2 separate regions of the Homo sapiens genome follow, and region 1 is linked to region 2. Evidence: chromatin loops called from intact Hi-C (ENCODE). Cell type or tissue: heart right ventricle. All regions are shown on one strand. Each heading gives the region's core, and the rest is flanking DNA. Links, peaks and the distances in the headings are about the cores only. Region 1 has its middle 31 kb from the start of TRIP13. Region 2 holds the start of LOC124900932 (a long non-coding RNA gene).

Evidence for each region. A loop is a pair of places that touch in the nucleus more often than their neighbours do. Peaks named below come from ENCODE experiments on the same cell type or tissue, not always from the same donor. Only the 100,000 strongest peaks of a DNase experiment are listed, where the experiment ranks them.
Region 1: it touches region 2 in a loop (4-fold over the local background); 31 of 110 quality-filtered maps call a loop at or near these places.

What each region holds. Positions count from the first base shown.
Region 1 is chr5:922,245-925,146 of GRCh38, forward strand. No RefSeq gene overlaps it. Among named protein-coding and RNA genes, the nearest start is that of TRIP13, 31 kb to the left of the region's middle. In heart right ventricle, for the core only: CTCF peaks have their summits at 1,340 (motif pointing right) and 1,540; DNase peaks (open chromatin) are centred at 347 and 1,357; H3K27me3 peaks cover 226 bases.
Region 2 is chr5:1,003,143-1,006,044 of GRCh38, forward strand. LOC124900932 (a long non-coding RNA gene) reads right to left here and starts at 831. Exons shown (of 2, transcript XR_007058677.1): 1 at 144-831. RefSeq lists enhancers at 1,070-1,713, 1,714-2,358, 1,832-2,126, 2,359-2,902 and a silencer at 1,832-2,126. In heart right ventricle, for the core only: a CTCF peak has its summit at 1,603; DNase peaks (open chromatin) are centred at 509, 1,009, 1,549 and 1,979; H3K4me3 peaks cover 1,497 bases; H3K27ac peaks cover 2,087 bases.

The DNA of each region.
Region 1 (2,902 bases), core at 133-2,632, 81 kb before region 2:
GTAACTTAGGTTCCCATAACCCCTCTCAGGCCAGGCCACAGAGGGCCTCTGAAGACATGGTTTCCTCTTCCAACGCCACCTCTGCCCAACTCGCCTGCTCTTGGTGGCATTTCACCATGGGGTCAGGGGTCCTCTGCTCCTTGGTTGATGTCCCAAACCTCACTGGTGAGGCCCCATGCACTTTCAGGATGGTTGACACTCAGAGACTTCGTGTCCACGTGCTGGCAGAGGGGGACTCCAAACCAACACTCCAGGACCAGGGCGAGGGTTTCTGTGTGATACTCCAGAGGCTCTAGGACATCTCCCCTGGTCCAGGTCAGCTACTGGGCTTGTTCCTGTGCCATCCTCACTGCAGAGGGTCAGAAGACTGGACAGGTCTGGGGCATAGGGATTTGGCAGGCGGTGCAGAGGCGGGGGGGCAGTGCTGGTTCCAACAGACCTGAGGCCCCGAGGGTGATGCTTCTGCTGGGCAGCCGGGTTACTTTTGCCACGGAGAGAAGTGTGCAGGTGGCCCTCATAGTTGGTAAATACCTGTGACCACAGAGAGAGATACCTGGTAAACAATGCTGACAGTCACGGAAGGCTGTGGGCGACTGCTGGGCACCCGTTCCTCAGCGTGGCCTCAGAAGAGCTGCCATCTAGAGCCACGCCTGTGCCCTGTTCCCTCCTGGCCCCTCCGCCTCCCACTGCAGTCAAGGCCCCATCTGCACCATTTGCCATGACATGCACAGGGTGATCCATACCTTTCCCACTGTGCCCTGTGGTCACTGGTCAGGGATGAGGTCACGTCCTCAGACCTCAGGGACACAGCTGCTGAGGTCATGGTCCTTAAGGAAGGCCCTGCCAGAGTGGCCTGGGGATGTCCAGGCAGTTCCAGAAGGAGTCCAGAGCGGCTGCCCTTGAGAAGGAGATGGGTGTGCCCTGAGGAGGGGCAGGAGAAGGGGGTGCTGGGGGGCTCTAAGGCAGGGCCAGCCCCCAGGTCCCCAGGCATGGGCCTGAGGACCGGAACCAACTTGCACCCAGGCCCTCCCAGCCAATGCCCAGCCCCTGGCACTGCTGCCTGTGAGTGAGGACAGTGATGCCAGCCAGAGGACAAATGGGATGCACAGGGCGTCCCTGTGCCCCCCAAGGGAATGAAAAAGGGGTCTGAGGGCTCTCTAGCAGGAGAGGAGGGGCGCCCCACACCGCCCAGGTCCTAGAACCCAGGTGGAAGGAGGAGGCCTGTGGACTGAGGGGAGGAAGGAACAGACAGGGGCCTGCGGACAGACAGGTGGACCCCGACAGGCCCAGATAGGAAGCGCGTTGTGGCATTTCTGCCGCAGGACCCCTTTCCCTTGCCCGCTAGAGGGCGGCGCTGCCCCAGAGACGCACAGCCAGCGGCTTAGCCAAGGCCCCAGCACCAGCGGCCCTGGGCCCTGCCCTGACCCTGTGCTGACTCTGCAGCAGCCTCAGCTCCGAGTCCTAGTGTCTGTCGTGTGAATTATGATTTGTGACCAAAACCTTTGTCTTTCATGTGAGTTATCTGTGACTGAAAGCCTTCTTTCTCTCTCCCCTGAGTTACCATTTATGACTAAAACCGTTCTCTTACTGCCTCTGGGTCATTTTTTACTAAAACCTTTATCACCTGAGCTATCACTTGTGACTGAAAACCTTGTCCATCACCTGAGCTATTTAGTTTTGATTGAAACATCTTTTCTTTGTCATACCTACAAGAATCATAAATTATCCTTTATGACTTGCAGCTTCATCTGTCAATTTAGTTATCATTTATGAGTGAATTCCTTTTATCTTTATCAGCTGAGCTATCATATATGGCTGGAAAACTTTCTTCTCTCTCGCCTGAGTTACCTGTAATGGAAGGCTTCTCTGTATTACTGGACTTATTTACAACTACAGCGTCTGTCTCTCTAGCACTTGAGTTATCATTTATTTATGACTGGCCACCCCGCATCTCTCTCACCTGGTATCATTTATGTCTAAAACCTTTCATTCTCTATCAACTGAATTATTACTGGAAAATGTCTTTCCCCATCATCTAGTTGTCATTCATGATTCAGACCGTTTTCAGTCACCTCAGTTCCTTGTGGCTGGACACTTTTCTTTCTCCATCATCTGAATTGTGATTTATGACTACAGCCTTTCTTTTTATCACCTGAATTATCACATATGACTGGAAAAATGTATGAATGGAAACCTTTTTCTCTACCACCAAATTTCTATCTAAGCCTTTTTGGGTTTTGGGTGGCAGTGGGGGGTTGTTTGATTTTTTTTGTGTGTTTTTTGTTTGTTTTGTTTTTGAGACAGGGTGTTGTTCTGTCACCTAGGCTGGAGTGAGTGGTGCCATCACAGCTTGGCCTTCACCTCCTGGGCTCAATCAATCCTCCAGCCTCAGCCTCCTGCATAGATTGGACCAGGGGCCTGCGCCACCACACTGGCTATCCTTTTATTTTTAGTAGAGACAGGGTCTTGCTATATTGCCCAGGCTGGTCTTGAACTCCTGGCCTCAAGCAATCCTCCTGCCTCAGCCTCCCAAAGTGCTGAGATTATAGACGTGAGTTACTGTGCCCAGCCTTACAAAACCGCTTTTTCTTTATCACCTGAATTACCATTTATGACTGGCACCTTCTTTCTGTTACCTGAGTTATCATTTATGACAGGAAAACTTCCTTCTGTCTCACCTGAGTTGCTTATGATGGAAGGCTTCTCCCTGTATTACATGAATTATTTTTGAGTGAAGCATTCTATCATCTGAGCTATCATTTATGACTGAAACTTTGTATCTCTATCACCTAGATATCCTTTATGAATAAAAGCCTTTCCTTCTCTGTCATTTATGACTGTAATCGTTTTTCTGTATTACCTGAGTTGTCATTATTGCCCAAACCTTCTTTCCCTAGCACCT
Region 2 (2,902 bases), core at 278-2,777:
TAAAAACCAGTAAAACCCAAAAAACAAGTGCATACAAAAGTATGCCCAGAACACCTTTGGAAAACCATTTTCTGACTTGGGTGGGTTTTTTCCTTCTAGGTCTCTAATCACAAATTGCCTGAAAGATTTGCACAAATATTTACCTGAAACTGGAAGAGGTGTTTCCTCAACCATGAATCGTGGCCAGTTGTGGGTCCCTTTGAGGCAATTTCCCTGGAGAAGTGCATGGTTATTAAATTTAATAGTCGGTGCAGATGATTCATCTTTTGAAGGCGCTCAGAATGATGGCTGAGGATAAATGTAGAATTAGCCTTCTAAGTATCCAGTGGTCTGGCAACGTTCCAAGTATGCCAGGAAACAGGTAGGCGTGCTTCAGATCCACCTCCCTTTCAATAGTTTTAACAGTCCATGTACCAGAGGTGATATCACAACCAACCTGTAATTCAGAATAAGCCTCGTGTGGCAACATGGTTGGGGGGGGTGCGGGGAGCAGGCGAAATGCAAGGCACTTGGGTGTGGCAGCCACGTGAACTTCTTGTTCATGCCTAAGAAGGCATGTTCATGCCAAAGCGTGTGTCTGCAGGGAAACCCGGTGCACTTGGGAGGCACAGCCAAGGCTTCAGGGGTCAGCATGGCTGGCGGACGCTGCACAGCCAAGGAGAGGTGGACTCAAACAAGGGCGGCCTCGGGGGCGGTGTGCAGGCGACACCCAGGGGATCTTGTGCACTTAAAAACGTAGGGATCCATTTGCAAAGCGAAGAGCACGCAAGGGGAGCACACATCCAGACCCGGAGTCGCCATCCTCCCTCGTGGGGCCAATCCGCCAGGGCCAACGCGGCATGGGCAGGGAGGGGAAATGTCCCGGCAGGCTCCGTGTGACGCGTCACAGTAGCGTTTTGTCCGATGTCAGGCAGTGCTTTTCTTAGACGTCCCCAGGGCTCCGGTGGAGACCAACCCGTGTGTGAATTTCAGTCTTGCCGGCTACTTCGGGTCGCGAGGCTCACGGCTTTGCTCGCACTATGGGGAAAAAGCCGGGCACTGAAGGGGACGTGGGTGTGTGTGTGTGTGTGTGTGTGTGTGTGTGTGTGTGTGTGCCGGCTCCGCGCATGCGCCTATTTCAACTCCAGCCACAGCCTGGGGCCAAGACAGTGTCTTCAAAAGAGGCCCCTGACCCCGGGGTCAGAGTTGGCTACACCATGCCTTCCAGGCACGCCACACCGTGAGGTCACACCGCGGACGCCCCTCACACAGGGGACGCCCCTCACACAGCGGATGCCCCTCATGCCACGGAGGCCTCCGCACACAGGGACGCCCCTCACTCCGCGGACGCCTCTCACACAGGGACGCCCCTCACACAGGGACGCCCCTCACGCCGCGGACACCCCCTCACACAGCGGACATGCCTCGACGCCCCTTCACATGGCGGACGCCCCCTCACACGGCGGACCCCGACCTCGCCGCTTTCTAAACGGGAGGGGAGGAGCCGTGGCCACCGTGACAACCACAAAACAGGATGAGCCCCGCCTCCCAGAACGCGGAGTCGCGGTGGAAGAGGGTGACGCCGCCGAGAGTTCACGAGCGTGTCCCAAGCCGAGTGAGGAGCGCGCGGGGGCGCTCTTGCTCCCAAGGCCGCACGAGCGCCAAGGCCTCGCGGGGAGAATAGCCACGGGGGGAGACGGGGCCCGCGCTGCCCCCACGAACGCTGTTGGTGGGGACCCCACGGCTGCGCCCGCTGAGGTGGAGGGGCCGGGAGGACAGAGCCCCGCGCCCGCCGCCGCCCGCTTCTGACCCTGCCGGTCCCGGGCTGGGGCAGAGAAGGGCGGGCGCGGGCGGCCGTGCCGGGAGCGGAGGCGGACGCCGGCCGGGTCTCCCCGGGTCTCCCCGCTGGGCGTCCTGCGGCCGCACCTCCTCCTCCATCCGGAGACCAGGCCCCTGCCCCGCCCGCGGCTGAGGAGATAAGGAGAGGCTGATTTGAAAAGCTGCGAGGACGCGCATTTTAACCTCCAGGGACGGCTTGAGCCCCGCCCTGCCTTTCGAAAGTGCTGGGAACGGATTTTATCAGCAGGCGAAACTGTCCTCAAAGCTCCGTGGCCCAGCAAAAGGCAGGGCGGGGACGCCCATGGCCCCCGGGCCGGCCCCCTACGGGCTCAGCCTCCGAGTCCCCGGACTGGACGGCGCGGGCGTCGGGGGTCCAGGCTGCTCCGGCCGCCCCGCTGTGAGCCCGAGCTGCGCTGCAGCCGCTGGTCACGTATGGGGGTCCCCCGCGTCCTTTCCTCCAGGCCGGCAGTGGGCTGGGGCCGCAAGTGTCCCCGCGTACACTGGCCGTCCCCCAGGGACAAGGACAGTTGCCCTGAAAAGCTGCGGCTCCCGCCAGAAGGTCCCAGCTCGGGCTGCCCCGGGCAGACGCAGAGCGAAAGGCGAGGCAGGACGGGCCTGAGGAACCTGGAAGTCCCTGCAGGGCCCCTGGAAGAGGCAGGCAGGGGGCTGCCCCACAGACGGGCCCAGGAGAGGACACGCCGGGCTGGCATCACGTGAGGAGAGCGTCCAGCAAACCACACTGGTCCCGAGGCCTCCACGAAAAGTAGATGGGCATCTCGCGGCAGCCACCACTGAGGCAGCACCGGGAAAGCATGGTGGGTGCCCACTGGCCCCGCAGAGGGCAAAGGCATGCACACGCCAGAAGGGAACGTCAAGGGGAGCAAAGAGAACCCCTTCCTCCTGGAATGGCTGAGGGGACCAGGCCGCTCTGTGATGCAGACATCTCAAGGGGCTCTCCCTTGCACTACCCCATGTGGACTTTAACTCCCAATTTGGAAAGTAATGATGTCATCTTCTGTGGTCTCAGGGTCCTAGTGAGTGTGTGAGGATAATAGTGTTACATGTTATGCAAAGGGATTGTGAA